Regions from separate parts of the Mus musculus genome. Here region 1 is linked to region 2. Evidence: chromatin loops called from intact Hi-C (ENCODE). Cell type or tissue: left cerebral cortex. All regions are shown on one strand. Each heading gives the region's core, and the rest is flanking DNA. Links, peaks and the distances in the headings are about the cores only. Region 1 overlaps Mid1 (midline 1). Region 2 overlaps Mid1 (midline 1).

The links. A loop is a pair of places that touch in the nucleus more often than their neighbours do. Peaks named below come from ENCODE experiments on the same cell type or tissue, not always from the same donor. Only the 100,000 strongest peaks of a DNase experiment are listed, where the experiment ranks them.
Region 1: a loop joins it to region 2, with 16 times the contacts of the local background. A loop is called at or near these places in 5 of 42 quality-filtered maps.

The regions. Positions count from the first base shown.
Region 1 is chrX:169,910,478-169,919,837 of GRCm38, forward strand. All of the region lies in intron 1 of Mid1 (midline 1), which reads left to right. Among named protein-coding and RNA genes, the nearest start is that of Mid1, 36 kb to the left of the region's middle. In left cerebral cortex, for the core only: no CTCF peak of the experiment used is centred there; DNase peaks (open chromatin) are centred at 1,458, 4,213 and 5,535; H3K4me3 peaks cover 842 bases.
Region 2 is chrX:169,986,634-169,995,993 of GRCm38, forward strand. It overlaps Mid1 (midline 1), which reads left to right. Exons shown (of 10, transcript NM_001290505.1): 9 at 926-1,133; 10 at 2,230-4,165. The coding sequence ends at 2,578. Among named protein-coding and RNA genes, the nearest start is that of G530011O06Rik, 12 kb to the left of the region's middle. In left cerebral cortex, for the core only: a CTCF peak has its summit at 3,683 (motif pointing left); no DNase peak of the experiment used is centred there; H3K4me3 peaks cover 731 bases; H3K27ac peaks cover 1,452 bases.

The DNA.
Region 1 (9,360 bases), core at 508-8,507, 76 kb before region 2:
GAAAACTGCTTTATCAAATCTCTAATTCAAGGCTCTCATGCTTTCTGTCAGCATCCATGTAACCTGAAGGCTGACGGATTAGCTTATAAAGATAAAAAGTCTGATATTGGTCTGCTCTCACTAGGCTCATGGGTACTGTCCATGCTAGGGTCTCTTGTTTCCTGCAAAGTAAAATTCCTAGCAACTGATAGACAAAGGGAAGCAAAGAATGCAGCCTGGGGGTCTTTGTGGGAAATACCATTGTAATGACCACAGATTTGTACTGAAGTTTAGGATATATGCAAAATTGTCTACATAAAACTATTATTAAATGGTCATTTTTGTTAAAAACGGAAATGTTAATTCAGAGGTTGGAGTGATATTAGGAATTCTCCCTGCCTTTCCAGAGGACCTGAATTTGGATGCTATCACCTACACCTGGCAATTCATATTTGCCTGTAACTCCAGTTCGGGGGAATCCAACAGCTGCTTGTAGTCTCCTTAGACGACCCTCCCTTTATGGTATAACCACAAACAATAAATACTTAAAATTAGTTGTTTTTAAGAAAGAATGTTAAATTATTAATCTCAGATCATTCCTTGATATAAGATACTTCGTGAAGATTAATAAATAACTACATGGATTGGTATCCTTCCTGCTTCCCAAAATAGCTTGAAAAGGTTCCTAAGGAAAAAATATAGATAAAGAAATTATTTAGTGATGAATGAGAGAATTAATTAAGGACGAGAGGGGACAAAGGACAACATAATGACAGTTTTGAAACGTCGCCTCACTTGATCTCCAACAGACTGTGACAGTTCTCTCACCCTCATTTAGTAGGAAACAGACTGGATAAGAGAGGTAGAGTACCAGGTCCTTATCTGCCTTTGCAAGGAAATGCCAGAGTCCAGGTTTGACCTCAGGGTTATCTGCTTTCAAGGTATACATTCTTTTCTATTGTGTCACATTGATGGGACTGACTCAAAAGACTAGGGGAACTTGGGTCCTCTAAGTTTAAGGGTTAGCCCCAAGTTTTCTGAAAGTACAACAGAGACAAAGCAGTTTCTTAGTTCTATTTGAAACAGCAAGGGCAGTGTGGGAAAGAGAAACAAGGTGAACAACAGCAGAATCTAGACAAATGAAAAAAAGATGGAGATTTCTAATGCCATGCAAAACTTACATTTCAGAACCCATTTAGCTTAGAGACTGCAGTGATAATAATAATGAATAATATGTTAAGTCCAGTAAGTTAATTCAACTCGAATTATGTCTTACTAAATAAGTCATCAATCACATTGACAGCTTTTGGAAACTTTTCACTACTTTGACTGTTTTAGTTGCTTTGAGTGTTTCTCAATACAGTGCTCATTGCTCGGTTTCCCTGGGAATTCTAACGGGGGCTTGTCAAAACCTTGGCTGGGTAAGTATGATGATCTGAGTTTGGATTCCCAGAAACCACATAAAAAGACATCTATAATCCCAGTGCTGTGGAGACAAACGCAAGTGAATCCTTGTAGCTAAATGGCCAGCCAGCAAGCTCCATGTTAGGTGAGAGACATTTAGTCAAACATCATATCTAACATCAACCTCTGTCCTTCACATGTCCTCCCTCACATATAGGTATGCATACACTCATACGCTCACACACACAGAAATACACACATACACACAGAGACAGAGAAAGAGAAACAGAGACAGAGAAAAAGAGATGTTTCCACACATACACAAAGTTAAGGACATACTGTGAAGAGAGTCATTTTTTGGCAAAAATTTTAATTTTCTTAACACTCAGCTATTTGTTAAAGTGAGCATCTTAGTCTATATAGGGTAAAACAGTTCTAGAAATAGCAGGAAGTAGAATACGGTTTCAAAGGAAGGAGATTTTTATGAGATTTGGAAGCTGTTTTAATTTTATGATACTTTAAAACAAATGTCTATGTGTGTATTTTAATGGTAACCCAGTTTTATTGCCCCAGATGTAAACATCTATGATTCCCTGAAAAGTTATAGTTTATCCACTGGCATTTCAATGTGGCAAAAAAGTGTTTTTGCTTGAATTTCTCTGAAAATTCTCCCTCTGGCTTTTGTTCTGGACAGACAGTCCTGATACTGTTCTTAATATCCTGTTTTCATTCGTCAGAGCTGTTACCCTTTTCATTGCCATGTTCCCATCATTTCTGGTCTTTCATGTGGTGCTTTACAATAACAATTGAGAACAAAAGAATCACTCCTCTTTTGGTATTTTGTGTGTGGCTAACTATGAAGTTGAGTGGGTAAAGTGGTTTTCTTTTTATAATTACCTCTCTCTCTCTCTCTCCCCTCTCTCCTCTGTGTGTGTGGGGGGGGGGGTTGTATTAGTGTATATGACGAGGATGAACACTCTTATGCCATGGTGCAGGTCAGGGAGATCAGGGGACAAGTCAGTTCTCTCTTTCTACCATGTAGAAACCAGGGATTCTACTCAAGTCCTCAGATTTAGCAGCAAGTGATCCTACAGTCTGAGCCATATTACCTGCCCAGAAAAGCACTATTGGTGTGTGTGTGTGTGTGTGTGTGTGTGTGTTTGTGTGTGTGTGAAAGGCATTATCATATTAGATACTTTCCCCATCTGCCCATACAACAGGGATCGATTGTATTCTTTATGTGCGTGAGCATGACAGACGGATATGCTCACTTACTTACCTGTTCATTGTTCACAAAACAACCTGAACATTTTAGGGGATAACTGGGAAGAAGTCAGCTTCCTAGAGGAGTATTATATAGACAAAGTAAAAAATAAAAATAAACTTGTCTCAAAGTAATAAGGACTTTTCTATGATTCAATCTACTTACAAAAATCCTGTCCAAGTGTCAAGTAACTTAGACAGATTTAAGCCCTGTGGCATTTTTGGATAAGTAACCATTACCTACAGGTTTCTGTCTTTGCAGAGAACAAAGAATTTCTGTAATTTAGTAGGCATAAACAAACTGGGAGACTTACAGAGAATGAATGTTGTTAACAAGTTCAAGTAATTTTTAAAGGGTGCTTTTGTATATGTATGTGTATCAATGTATATACCTCTATACACATATACAAATACTGATTCTATTATATACACACCCAGGGTTTTATAGGACTTAGAGTTTTATGGATATATGTATAAATGTCTACTCAAATATAAATATGGATGGAAAAGCACTCGGGGAAGGAAGGATCATGTGTTCTTCACCTGTGGATGGTTTGGAAGAAATTAGCTTTGATTTTTTGCCACCACCATGATGTGACTACACTAATCTGAAGTTTCAATCAGAGGCCTCCTGCTAGGAGACAAGTTGAGATCTGTCCTGTCTTCTTTCTCTTTGTAGCCTGTTACTATTGTCAGACCCAAATTCTTATATGAAATCCAGAAAAGTCTAGAGTAAAAAACATCAGTCATTTACAATGTAATATAAAATATATTTGATTTGCCTTTAAAACTGAATTGGTTTAGCTGGGTATGGTAACACACACTTTTAATCCTAGTGCTTGGAGGCTGAGGAATTAAGATCATAAATTCCAGGCCAGCCTTGACTACAAAGCAAGACTAGGCTTGTTTATTTGTTTTTAAAAGAAAAAAAAAAGAAAACACCCAGGATGCTTTGTTTCTTAAAATAAACCATAATATATAAAACATGAAATATTTGAGACCCTTTGATTGTTAGAAATCTCAACTAAAGACTAACAAGTTATGAACTTGAAAATATTACAGACTGCTTTGTTGTTGTTTACCATTGTCTTTTCATGGGTGGAGTAAATTTTGTGTTTCCTGATGTTTCAACTTGAGCCACTTAGGCTGATTTTCCCGTCACAGTGCCAGAATAAAGACAAGTTAAATAATAAATGATAATTTTAATGTTATGTTCACAGAGGCTAGTTAAATAAAACATCGATGAAAATTTATTTAACTTTCCATTTGATAAATACAAATGTGTGTCTTTGGTGGACCACATGAATGTCTTACAGAAATCATCTGTTTTAGAATTGACTAACGCCTGTATTGTTAATAGGTAAGTGAAAGTATGATTTGGGAAGACATTGAGCAAGAATATCATACCCTGCATCTTTTATGTCCTATGAAATGTGCTCTTGTTCACCATGAAGTTTTGTACTGCCATAAATGCAGGTGCTGTAGCTTGCACACTGCACAAGCAGAGTGTGCCCCCAGCTTCCCCCTTATCTTGCATGCTCCTTAATCACCTTTGCTGGAGCCCAACTGTCTACAGGATGAACGGGATCATGCAGAATTGTTTGCACACTTTCCTGGTAATGTACTGTAGTTGCAGTTTCTTGTCATATATAATGATAAGCCATATCCTTCAAATAACTGCAGTGCAGGACAAATTTTCTTCTTCCTCTTAGAAAATCTATCTCCCTTTCTTCATTTTAAAGGATTACTTTCTATTCTCAGTTCACCCTCTTTTTTTTTTTTTTTTTTTTTTTTTTTGGTGCCATTCTGGGGACCAGTTCTGAAGAGTAACATCAAGTTTGGGGACAATTTATGGACTTTTTTGTAGTCTGTATATACCTATGGTATTATATTTGTATGTAGTATGTTAGATGCAACATCCTGTGAGTTCTGTAGTCATAGATTTCAACCAAGTCCAAATGAAAAACATGTGAAATGTGTTGTGTCTGTACTGATCATGTATAGACTGCTCTTGTCACTTTTTTCCAAATAATTTACCATAACATTGTGTTAGATATAGGTAATTCTGGATTATTTTAAATATGTGAGAGGATATGTATATATGCAAATGTCATGCCATTTTGCATAACAAACTTGGACATCCATAGGTATTGATATTTTTAGTGGGGGTGCTCTGGAACCACTCCCCATGGAAACTCATAGAAGACTATTTACACATAGCATTCTTTTGAGGTGATTATATGTGTGATGTATGATAATATGTGCATAATTGATACAGATACATGTTGTATATTAAGATGATCCACTGTAATGAACAAGACTTTTTGGAAGAAAATATGAATGGTTTAGTGTAGATACAAGGCATTTTTCCTCCTAATGTCAACTGAAAACTAACTTCTTTCAGAATTGAAACTTAAATTCTGAGGCTAACGAAACAAAATAATGAGCATATTATTTTTAACATGAACTAGCATCCAGAACATAACAAGATAATGTGCTCAGTAGAGTGTTTAAAGGATGCGAGGTATAGGAACTATCAAGTTTCTGACTTCTGGTCACCATGAAGTGTTGTAGTACCACAAACGTAGTTGCTGCAGGTTGCATACTGCACAACCAGAGTAAGCCCCCAGCTTCTCCTTTCTCTTGCATGCAGTATGGAGAGCTGATATGTTTGCTTCTGACTTCAGACAGCATGCAGTCATCGGAAGCAGGAAGAGTGCCTATCTCAGTTCCCAGTCATCGCGCTTCTTGTCAAGGCAGTGGGTCTTACCCTGACCTGAGCTGCCTTTTCATTTTGTTTCAGCTGAGCACTGACCAGGCTAGGGGACAGGGAAGTCACAGTGGGGGCCATGGAAAAGGCAGTTGATTTCTTCAACTCAGGCAACCCTGGCAGAGTGGATGAGGTGGAGCTGGCCTTCCTGGAATTGTTGGACCGATTTTCCTGTTGTATTTCACTGTCGACTCTCTCACAGACACACACACACTCACACAGGACCGCTCCAGCTCTGCCTGCCACACGCCACCTGGTCTCAGTGGCCTGTCTATCATTTTTGTGGAAGCTTATCCTCTACCTACAGCGATGCTTCTTCAACAAGAACTAGAGTGCAGTCCGTTGGTGGGTATTCAAGGGGGTCTGTTTGTTAGAACCTTGAGTGGTGCTCTAAGGGCTCTTAACCGGTTTTGTTTGCAGCCTGCTTACCAGGCTTCTAGGAATGGATCGCATGATCAAGGCTTTCGAGGGCTTTTCTTAACTGTTAAGACAGAGATTGCTCATTTTCACTGCCATGAGTGTCTTTTGCTTTCCTATGTGTGTAGATGAACTTCCAGGAGTATTTAAGCATTCTGTTCAGTAAATTTGGAAGACTGTGTTTCAATTAAAATAACCAGACTGTGTGACCTAGCTCCCATTTCCCCTTAATTTTGATCATTAAAATGTTCATATCCCCATAGACATCTGCCATGCTTCCAAATGATTCTTTTCAGGAATGATCATTCATTGTTAGTCAGGTTGCATGGTCAGGCAAGTGTGTGATGTCCTTGAGATCCAATTACTAAATGTGCATGTGTTACAGGCAGATGTGGAAGTACACAGAAATGGTTGCTTACTAGTTTGATTTGATTTGCATGAATTTCACCAGGTGAGGGAATGGTGGCATTAAATCCTCCCGAGTTCTCATGTCAGGCAAAATGATTTCAATTGCAACCTGATTTCTCCTTTGTAAAAACAAATAAGAAATTACAAAATGTTCTCAATGTACTAATTGCTTGTTTGAAAACTCCAGGCTAGCATCTTGATGCTAATCTGCTTGTCATCTTTGCTACATTCAATCATTCTGGACCCCTCCAATTTGTTTGGCAGAATTCCATAGTTGTTTGTTACCAATGAAATGAATGTGGATGTGCTGACACTCCAAGGGCGCATGTAGTGATCTTGTAACTGTAGAGTAATGTTCATTACTTGTAGACTGTCACTGGATCACCCTTTTCCCACAGGTTGCTCCTCATTGTAGTATTTATATGAAAAATCGGTTTTATCTGTGTACTGATCTGTGCCATAATAGGAGTGTGAAACTGCCAAATATTATAATCTCCAATTCCCAGTCTTGCAAAATAGTTTCAAATCCAAGGAAATCTCCTTTCTTTCCATCAAGACTGCTGTTATTGTCTTGTTGGCTCCCCTGCCAGGGTAATAGTAACTAAAGTAGACCTTAGGTACTATGTTGATTTGGTGTTTTTTAATACCCAAATGTTAAATACTAAGCTATGTATTGAATATGCAGAAGTTGAGTGCTTTTATTATGTCATTTAAAACTTATATCCTTAATGAATTCACCTTGCATATAAGAACCAGTTTCTACTGAAGTTATTATATAATTTTCTGGTTTTGGACATTTCTCTAAATGAGAGAAAGGTCCTTCTGAGCTCAGACTGTTGTAACCTTAAAGTCTCAGGTTGATTCCCAATGTTTCTCATCAGTCATTTTGAGCCTTTCAGAGTCTGTATTCTTCTCATCCATGATAGAAACACCAATCCATAATTGTCAAAAGCTATTGCACCTATAGTTCTATAATAAGAATAATGTTATACCCAGTGCCCTAACATTAGTAAGTCAGCTTAACTTTTAATTCTGTCAGGTGATGGGGCTAAGAAATGTGGAGCATGTTTCTGAAAAAATAATATAATATCTTTGTGCCATTTTTTTAGTGTTGTTTGTTGTTCACAATTCTATTAAAATCTAACCTTTCTGAAACCATTTTTTATGAGTCTTGGTATAGCTTTCTATTGTGTTAAAGCAGTGGTTGTATCAGTTATCTGCATTACAATTCATAACAGTAGCAAAACTAGTTATGAAGTAGCAACAAAAGTAGTTTTATGGTTGGGAATCGTCTGGGAAGTGGGTGAGAAACACCTGGTATTAGCCTAGTAACCCAGAGTTGGTTTTTCCAGTTTGTTCCTTGATCCAGCACCCCGTTCATTTATCTGATTGTGGCAATATTCACAGCTGTTCACTAAGAGACTGAGAGTAAAATTATTCATGCATTGCTTGTGGAATCTTCTCTCTCTATTCCAAATGAGGACAACAATGAATAACAATTACATTTCATGCAGTATGCAAACATGAGACAAAATATAGGTTGGGGGGGGAGATATCATCCCTAGAGGTACCTAACTTTTAGTCTGATTATTTTTTAATTAACATTTAAAATTAAATCTGTCTCTGTCTCTCTGTCTGTCTGTGTGTGTGTGTGTGTGTGTGTGTGTGTGTGTGCGCGCGCGCGCGCGTGCACGTGTGCGCTGGCATATCTGCGGAGTTCAAATAACAACTTCTGAGAGTCAGTCCTCTCTTTTACTGCGCAGATTTTGAGGATCAGACTTAGGTTTTTAAGGTTGGCAGCAGGTGCCTTAGACACTGAGCCATCTTCCCAGCACTCTCAGTCTAAGTCTTGATCATGAAAGTGAAACTTGCATGGCCTACTGAGTTTGGTCATGGATTGAACTTTGCATTGAATGGTGCTAGGGATACTAGACGTTTCCTCGAGTTCTAGGTTGTGGTAACTGCATCAAAGTAGAAATCCTGAGGCTTCACAAAATACCATTGTGAAATGCTAACACATGGCAAGGCTTGGAGCTTACATCTTTTGTCTGCATTTACTTCCCAGGGCAATATTATGTTTTTGACTTTTACCTCAAAGGAGAATAAAAAGATGAGTCCAATAGGCACAAAAGGCCATGGGTTGGTCTTAAGAGTATCTATCCTGTGGTTCCCCAAACTTCTTTCATAAAGCCAAACCCTATAGCAGAAGTACCTGTGCCATGCCTCTTTTACTGGAAATTTTCTCCTTCCCTTTGTTTTCTCTCATGGCCTAAGCCATAAACAAAGGACAATACCCCACCCCAGAAAGTTCTCCTCGTGGAATAAAAGCATCTTTAATATAAAAATACCTTATGATGAAGGAACATACAGGGAGCTGCAACTGACCTTCTGCTCAGGCAGCTAAGCAGCTGTTATCAACCACCTTAACCATCATTTTGTAATAAGATTCTGTTATCCTTCCAGCCCTCCCCACTAGCTCTTTATCCCTTTGTTAATTCATTTTCCTTAATTCTATGAGGTGTGTACTCTTGCATTAAGGTTTTATCACCTTTGAGGGTTTGTTGGTCATTTGGTTCAAATCACAGATCCATAAGAAGTCTATATTTGAGATTGTGAATGTTTTCTTCAAAGGACGCTTGTGGGGCCTGTGGGGCACATGCACACACACACACACACACACACACACACACACACACACATGCACGCTCATGTCTGAGCTCATGCATATCTATTTTATCCTTCAATGATTTAGAATACATTGAAAGAATAGGATGAGTCACATTATTTAAACATGTCTTGTTATTCTGTTGTGTAGGAAGAAATATTTTACAGTAAATATTTTAGTGACTTGCTCAGTAGGATAATTTTATCACTTTGTATTGCTCAGCTTAAAAGATTACTTTGTAATTACTTAACATACGTAAATACTTAACATATGTCACATTGTTCTAAGCTTTCTTTTTAAACATTTCTTCATTATTTAATTTGAAGTTGCTAAATACAATAGATGCCAGAACACTTTTGACCTCTGAAAGATTCCATTCTCACCTAAAATCCCCCCAGAAACAACAAACAAACACAAACAAACACCATCTAACATGAAGCCAAAAGAAAAATTA
Region 2 (9,360 bases), core at 644-8,643:
CTTCAGTAGCAGTGAGCCCGGAAAGCTGAAGACCAACAGTGAGTGCTGTGAACTCGGCTGAGCTGCCATCTCACGGCTGCTTGCCTTTGGGGCTGAGGCTGCTCCCCACCTTTCTTTTACGTTTTCCGTCCTGGGCCTCACTGACAGCCTCACACAAGTGAATCAAGGACCAATGTGAAACACTGAGGTTCCCAGCAGCCGCATCGAGGTTCTCAATTGGGGCCTTCGGGTCCCAGATCCGTCCCCGCGAGGCAGAGAACCGGGGGTGCACTTGCGCGTTTCTCGCCACCGGGTGGCCCCGGAGATCGGCGCTGGGCCCTAGACGCACTACAGCTCCCATGAGCGCCTGGGCCCGACTTCCTGTCCAAAATGGAGGCACTTCCTGTATCTCACAGAGTACAACCTCCCGGGGACCGACCGATGGAAAACGCGACCGCCTCGCCGGGTCGGATCCGCCAGCCTGGCCGGCTCCCCCTCACCCTGGCCGGGATGAAGCAGGCAGATCCGACCCCTTTGGTGGAAGTTTTTTCCCGGCGTGCTCTCTGTCGCCACCCGGTGGTGACAGAGGAGAATGCGGTGGTCGTGACCGTTCGATTTTCCTTTTTTTCAAAGGACACTTGTTTTTGGTTTCCGTGAGCGTTGATTCTTTTTCAAAGCATCTACGCGCACGTTCGTTTTTCTTTTATTATCGTTGATGGCTCACCACTCTTTGCATATGTGTGAACCCAGAATATGTCAACTCTGCTTATTATGTGTATTAATAAATCCAAATATAGAGAACCTAGGCGTTGCTGTCGGCATTTAGGCAGCTCTCTCCCTTCAGCCCTTGTTTCAGACTCTTAAATGTAAATGAGGTTACGCTCCCTGTCATCTTTCCAGTCAACCGTGCTCTTGGTGTCTCTCTCTCTGGTGAACTCGCCTTCAGGTCAGCCGTTTAGACTGGATCCCAAATCGGCTCATCGCAAGCTGAAGGTGTCCCACGACAACCTGACTGTCGAGCGCGACGAGTCGTCCTCTAAGAAGAGTCACGCGCCGGAGCGCTTCGCTGGTCAGGGGAGCTACGGAGTGGCTGGCAACGTGTTCATCGACAGCGGCCGTCACTACTGGGAAGTGGTCACCAGCGGAAGCACATGGTAGGCCGTCTCCGTCTGGATCCGTCTGTCTGTCCCTGTGTGTCCATCTGTCTTCTGTCCATCTGTCCACCTGTCCTCTGTCTGTCCATCCGTCTACCTGTCTGCCCTTCTCTCTGTCTGTTTCTGTCCATCAGTCTGTCTGCTCTTCTGTCCATCTGTCTGTCCATCTTTTGTCTATCTGTCCATCCCTCTGTCTGTCTGTCTGTCTGTCCGCCCGTCTGCCTGTCTGCCCTTCTCTCTGTCTGTTTCTGTCCATCAGTCTGTCTGCTCTTCTGTCCATCTGTCTCTCCATCTTTTGTCTATCTGTCCGTCCCTCTGTCTGTCTGTCTGTCCGCCCGTCTGCCTGTCTGCCCTTCTCTCTGTCTGTTTCTGTCCATCAGTCTGTCTGCTCTTCTGTCCATCTGTCTGTCCATCTTTTGTCTATCTGTCCGTCCCTCTGTCTGTCTGTCTGTCCATCCGTCTACCTGTCTGCCCTTCTCTCTGTCTGTTTCTGTCCATCGGTCTGTCTGCTCTTCTGTCCATCTGTCTGTCCATCTTTTGTCTATCTGTCCGTCCCTCTGTCTGTCTGTCTGTCCATCCGTCTACCTGTCTGCCCTTCTCTCTGTCTGTTTCTGGCCATCAGTCTGTCTGCTCTTCTGTCCATCTGTCTGTCCATCTTTTGTCTATCTGTCCGTCCCTCTGTCTGTCTGTCTGCCCATCCGTCTACCTGTCTGCCCTTCTCTCTGTCTGTTTCTGTCCATCAGTCTGTCTGCTCTTCTGTCCATCTGTCTGTCCATCTTTTGTCTATCTGTCCGTCCCTCTGTCTGTCTGTCTGTCCACCCGTCTGCACGGGCATGCACAGGAGAGAAACGGGGCAGTGAAGGAATGGAAAATCGAGATTCTCTGGTGACACTTAAGCTGCAGACCAGAAGGTCGGTCGACACACCGGCCGCCGTCCACCTCTAATGTGTTTAGGAAGGACAGACAGACATATTTAGACGTAAAGACTTAAAGGGAGTGTGATCGCCAATAAAGGATCACTTTAAAAAGAAAACACCTGTGGACCACGAGCAAATCTCACCGACAGGCGATGTGATTTTCTTTTTTTTCTCGGCAGGTACGCCATCGGCCTGGCGTACAGATCGGCGCCGAAACACGAGTGGATCGGGAAGAACGCGGCGTCCTGGGCCCTCTGCCGCTGCCACAACCACTGGGCGGTGCGACACGACGGCAAGGAGACCCCCATCGCGCCGGCCCCTCACCTCAGGCGCGTCGGCGTCCTGCTGGACTACGACAACGGCTCCATCGCCTTCTACGACGCTCTGAGCTCCGTCCACCTCCACACCTTCCACGCGGCGCTCGCGCAGCCCGTGTGCCCCACCTTCACCGTGTGGAACAAGTGTCTGACCATCGTCACGGGTCTGCCCATCCCGGACCATCTGGACTGTACGGAGCAGCGACCTTGAGGGACCCGGCCCCACAGCGGCCCCGGGGAGGGACACAGGTGGAGGCCGCTGTTTATGGGGTCGAGAAACTCAGGCTTCCAGAGCGTCGTGACATCTTCCCCAATCTGTCCAGAAAATCACTCACAGTCATCCCCCTGCCTCACACGGTCACTCAGGGTCATCCCCCTGCCTCAGAAAATCACTCACAATCATCCCCCTGCCTCAGAAAATCATTCACAGTGATCACCCCCGCTTCAGAAAATCACTCACAGTCATCCTTCTGCCTCAGAAAATCACTCACAGTCATCCCACTGCCTCAGAAAATCACTCATACTCATCCCCCAGCATCATAAAATCACTCACAGTCACCCCCTGCCTCAGAAAATCACTCACAGTCATCCCCCTGTCTCACACGGTCACTCAGGGTCATCCCCCTGCCTCACACGGTCACTCAGGGTCATCCCCCTGCCTCAGAAAATCATTCACAGTCATCCCCCCGCCTCAGAAAATCACTCACAGTCATCCCCCTGCCTCAGAAAATCACTCACAGTCATCCCCCTGCCTCACACGGTCACTCAGGGTCATCCCCCTGCCTCAGAAAATCACTCACAGTCATCCCCCTGTCTCACACGGTCACTCAGGGTCATCCCCCTGCTTCAGAAAATTCTATTCCATACTGAGGCCAGGCTGGGCACGACCGCTTAGAAGAACCGGATAGACGGCTAAAGCAGAAGCCGTCTTGAGCCTAATAAGGAAGCCCGCGGGCTTCCTCACTCCGATGTGAGTGGAGACATTTCAGCTGTGACTGTATCATTGATACCCAGATGAATATTTTGATAGCGACTTAAAACGACTTCACATCTTAAACACGGACACCTCGGTGGAAAATGTTTCATTTTCCTCTGAAAATTTGTGAGAACGTCTCGACGACGACGACGCCAGCAAGAGAAACGTTTGGAAAACAGCGCTTCTCGTCACGTTCTCGATTCTGCCACCCCGGAAGACATCTGGCCTCATCTGGAGTCGATCTCGGGCGTCTGTCCCCTCCTCGTCGCTTTCCCCTCGCAGACTCCGACCCCTGGGAGGACTCCCGGAGCGGAGGTTTTTCCCGGCGTGCTCTCTGTCGCCACCCGGTGGTGACAGAGGAGAATGCGGCGGTCGTGACCGGCGACACGGAAATTCTTTTTTATAGTTTTCTTAGACTGTCATTGACTGCTCGTCGCTGTTTGCGTATGTGTGAACCGTAGGCACAGTTTTTTCACACGTTGCACTTGTTCTTCTGTGGCCTGACCCCCCTGGGTCGGGCCGGTGCTTGGGGGTCACCCGCCCAGGTTGGATGTCACCACCACAAGGGAAAACAAACACATGGGTTTTTCCCCAACATGATTATTTTTTTATGTCACTCGCCTGCTGTTTGCGTGTGGGTGAACCCCGGGCCAAACATCCCATGTCAGCCATCGTTTCTGTTTTTATCACATCGTTGGGCTGGGGTTAGGGGTCGGGGTCGGGAGGGTGGGGATTCGTTTTGTCATCCGGGTCCGATGTCGGTGGTGTGCGCGGGGGGGGGGGGTGGGGGGGGAGAATAAAGGAGAAGCAGCGACGTGGAAATATTTTTATATTTTTCTTATGCTGTCATTCCGACATTCACTCAGCTTCATCCCCTGCCTCATTTTCAGGCCCCTGCCTCACACATTCAATCAGCATCATCCCCCTGCCTCAGAGACTCAGACACAGTCATCTCCCTGCCTCAGAAAATCAATCACAGTCATGCGCTGCCTCCCACAGTCACTCACAGTCATCCCCCTGCCTCAGAAACGCACTCACACTTAAACCCCTGCATCCTACATTCACTCAGCTTAATCCCCTGCCTCATTTTCAGGCCCCTGCCTCACACATTCAATCAGCATCATCCCCCTGCCTCAGAGACTCAGACACAGTCATCTCCCTGCCTCAGAAAATCACTCACAGTCATGCGCTGCCTCCCACAGTCACTCAGCGTCATCCCCTGACCTCTCCCCCACTCCCACAGGGTGGCAGTTGGCCCGGCTGCCTGGGGGATTCCGGGTGGGCGGAGCCAGGGAGCCTCGGTGACTGACAGGCAGGCGGGGCGGGGCTCCCAGGCCCTCGTCTCCATGGCGACGGCCCAGCTCCCTGCCTGACCTCTCCCCCACTCCCACAGGGTGGCAGTTGGCCCAGCTGCCTGGGGGATTCCGGGTGGGCGGGGCCCCGAGTGTGATTGACACTGGGCTCTGAGCCCTGGCACGCAGACCTGGAAGGCCTGGCTGCCTGTGTGTCTGTCTGTCTGTCCGTCCGTCCGTGTGTGCGGAGGCTGAGCTCCCAGCAGGCTCTGCTGCGGCGGGTGTGCGGACCTGACCCTCCCCCACAGCAGCCACTCACAGTCATCCCCCTGCCTCAGACAGTCACTTAGCGTCATTCCCCTGCCTCACAGTTAATCGCGGTCATCCCCCTGCCTCACACAGTCACTCAGCATCACCCCCTGCCTAATACTATTAATTAGAATCATCCCCCTGCCTCACAGTCACTCAGCGTCATAGCCCTACATCACACAGTCACTCAGCGTCCTACCCCTGCCTCACACATTCAATCCAGGTCATCCCCCTGCCCCAGATATTCACTCGCAGTCAACCCCCAGCCTCATACATTCACCCACAGTGATCCCCCCGCCTCAGAAATTCACTCACAGTCAGCCCCCTGCCTCAGAAAATCACCCACAGTCACCCCCCTGCCTCAGAAAATCACTCACAGTCATCCCCCTGCCTCACACAGTCACTCAAAGTCATCCCCCTGCCTCAAAAATTCAATCATAGTCATAGCCTGGCCTCACACACACAATCAGTGCCATCCACCTGCCTCACACAGTCACTCACAGTCATCCCCCTGCCTCAGAAAATCACTCACTGTCATCCCCCTGCCTCAGAAATTCAATCACAGTCATCCCCCTGCCTCAGTCACTTCACTTCATTCCCCTGCCTCACAGTTAATCGCGGTCATATCCCTGCCATGGCGACAGGGAGGAGACACAGAGCCGCTCCCGCCAGGGGGTCATGGAGGCGTCCAGCGGCCTGGGGGGAGGGGAGCCTCAGACGTTCACTCGCAGTCATGCCCCAGCCTTATACATTCACCCACAGTGATCCCCCCGCCTCAGAAACTCACTCACAGTCATTCCACTGCCTCAGAAAATCACTCACATTCATCCCCCTGCCTCAGAAAATCACTCACAGTCATCCCCCTGCCTCACAGTCACACATCAACATCCCCCTGCCCCACAGTTACTCAGCTTCATCTCCCTGTGTCAGAAAATCACTCACAGTCATTCCCCTGCGTCAGAAAATCACTCACAGTCATCCCCCTGACTTAGAAAATCACTCACAGTCATCCCCCTGCTTCACACAGAAACTCTCTACCATGCCCCTGCCTCAGAAAATCACACACAGGCATCCCCCTGCCTCAGAAAATCACTCACAGTCATCCCCCTGCCTCACACAGTCACACAGCTGTGACACCCACAGGCATCCAGCGGCCTGGGGGGAGGGGAGCCTCAGACATTCACCCACAGTGATCCCCCCGCCTCAGAAATTCACTCACAGTGATCCCCCCGCCTCAGAAATTCACTCACAGTGATCCCCCCGCCTCAGAAAATCACTCACAGTCAGCCCCCTGCCTCAGAAAATCACTCATACTCATCCCCCAGCATCATAAAATCACTCACAGTCATCACCCTGCCTCAGAAAATCACTCACAGTCATGCCCCTGCCTCAGAAACACACTCACAGTCATCCCCCTGTGTCAGAAAATCACTCACTGCCATTCCCCTGTGTCAGAAAATCACTCACAGTCATCCCCCTGCCTCAGAAACACACTCACAGTCATCCCCCTGCCTCAGAAAGTTTTTTGGTTTTTCGAGACAGGGTTTCTCTGTGTAGCCCTGGCTGTCCTGGAGCTCAGGCTGTAGACCAGGCTGGCCTCCAACTCAGCCATCCCCCTGCCTCTGACTCCCGAGTGCTGGGATTAATGACGTCCGGGTACCAAGATGCCCTGCCCTGCCTCAGAAACTTACAGGCAACCCCCTGCCTCACACAGCGTCATGCCCCTGCCTCACACCCTCACTCAACCTCAGAAACACACTCACAGTCATCCCCCTGCCTCTGACTCCAGAGTGCAGGGATTAATGATGTCCGGGCACCACGATGCCCTGCCCTGCCTCAGAAACTCACTCACAGTCAACCCCCTGCCTCAGAAAATCACTCACAGCGATCACCCTGCCTCAGAAAATCACTCCTTGTCATTCCCCTGCCTCAGAAAATCACTCACAGTCATCCCCCTGCCTCACACAGTCACTCAAAGTCATCCCCCTGCCTCAGAAATTCACTGACAGTCATCCCCTTGCCTCACACACACAATCAGTGCCATCCACCTGCCTCACACAGTCACTCACAGTCATCCCCCTGCCTCAGAAAATCACTCACTGTCATCCCCCTGTCTCAGAAATTCACTCACAGTCATCCCCCTGCCTCACACAGCCTCTCAGGGTCAATCTCCTGTGTCACACAGCCACTCAGCATCAAACCCCTACGTCAGAAACACACTAACAGTCATCCCCCTGCCTCGGGAACTCACTCACAGTCATCCCCCTGCCTCAGAAACACACTCACAGTCATCCCCCTGCCTCAGAAACACACTCACAGTCATCCCCCTGCCTCAGAAACACACTCACAGTCATCCCCCTGCCTCAGAAACACACTCACAGTCATCCCCCTGCCTCAGAGAATCACTTACAGTCACCCCCTGGCCCCCCGCAACCTGACCAGGCGCGGCGGAGGGAGAGACTGGGGAGCGCGGGGTGCTGAGGAGACGTCTCCGTGGCCGCCGCCCGTCCTCCTCTCGAGGCTCAGAGAACCGTGCGGAAGGGGGGGCAGAGACGGGACGAGCCGGGGAGGGGGACGGACATGGAGGACGCGCTTCCAGACACCGGGGGACGGACTCGCTCACGCGGGGGCTCCCGGAGACGGTGGCGGCACGCAGCGGCCACTCACAGTCATCCCCCTGCCTCAGACAGTCACTCAGCGTCATCCCCCTGCCTCAGACAGTCACTCAGCTTCATCCCCCTGCCTCAGACACTCACTCAGCGTCATCCCCCTGCCTCAGACAGTCACTCAGCTTCATCCCCCTGCCTCACACAGCCTCTCAGGGTCAATCTCCTGTGTCACACAGCCACTCACAGTCATCCCCCTACGTCAGAAACACACTCACAGTCATCCCCCTGCCTGAGAAATTCACTCACAGTCAGCCCCCTGCCTCAGAAATTCACTCACAGTCAGCCCCTGCGTCAGAAAATCACTTACAGTCAACCCCCTGCCTCAGAAAATCACTCAACATCATTCCCCTGCCTTACATACTCACTCAGCATCATGCTCCTGCCTCAGAAAATAACTCACAGGGATCCCCCTGCCTCAGAAAATCACTCAAAGTCATTCCCCTGCCTCAGAAACACACTCACATTCATCCCCCTGCCCCAGAAAATCACACACAGTCATTCCCCTGCATCCCACAGTCACACAGCCACATCCCCCTGCCCCACAGTTACTCAGCTTCATTTCCCTGTGTCAGAAAATCACTCACTGTCATCCCCCTGCCTCAGAAAATCACTCACAGTCATCCCCCTGCCTCAGAAAATCACTCTCTGTCATCCCCCTGCCTCAGAAAATCCCTCACAGTCATGCCCCTGCCTCAGAAAATCACTCACAGTCATCTCCCTGCTTCAAAAAATCACTTACAGTCACCCCCCTGCCTCAGAAAATCACTCAGCATCATTCCCCCGCCTCACACACTCACTCAGCATCATCCCCCCGACTCACACAGTCACTCACAGCCATCCCCCTGCCTTAGAAAATGACTCACAGTCATTCCTCTGCCTCAGAAAATCACTCACAGTCATCCTCCTGCCTTAGAAACTCACTCACAGTTAAACCCCTGCTTCAGAAAATCACTCACTGTTATCCCCCTGCCTCATACAGCCTCTCAGGGTCCATCTCCTGTGTCACACAGTCAATCAGGATCAAAGCCCTACCTCAGAAACACACTAACAGTCATCCCCCTGCCTCAGAAACTCACTCACAGTTAAATCCCTGCTTCATACATTCACTCAGCTTCATCTCCTGCCTCATTTTCATGCCCCTGCCTCACACATTCAATCAGCACAAATCACTTACAGTCATCCCCTGCCTTAGAAAATCACTCACAGTCATCCCCCTGCTTCACACAGAAACTCTCTACCATCCCCCTGCCTCAGAAAATCACTCACAGCCATCTCACTGCCTCAGAAAATCACTCACAACCATCCCCCTGCCTCAGAAAATCACTTACAGTCATCCCCTGCCTTAGAAAATGACTCACAGTCATTCCTCTGCCTCAGAAAATCACTCACAGTTATCCTCCTGCCTTAGAAACACACTCACAGTTAAACCCCTGCTTCAGAAAATCACTCACTGTTATCCCCCTGCCTCATACAGCCTCTCAGGGTCCATCTCCTGTGTCACACAGTCACTCAGGATCATCCCCCTATGTCAGAAACACACTCACAGTCATCCCCCTGCCTCAGAAACTCACTCACAGTTAAATCCCTGCTTCATACATTCACTCAGCTTCATCTCCTGCCTCATTTTCATGCCCCTGCCTCACACATTCAATCAGCACAAATCACTCACAGCGATCCCCCTGCCTCAGAAAATCACTCACAGTCATCCCCTGCATCAGAAAATCACTCACAGTCATCCACCTGCCTC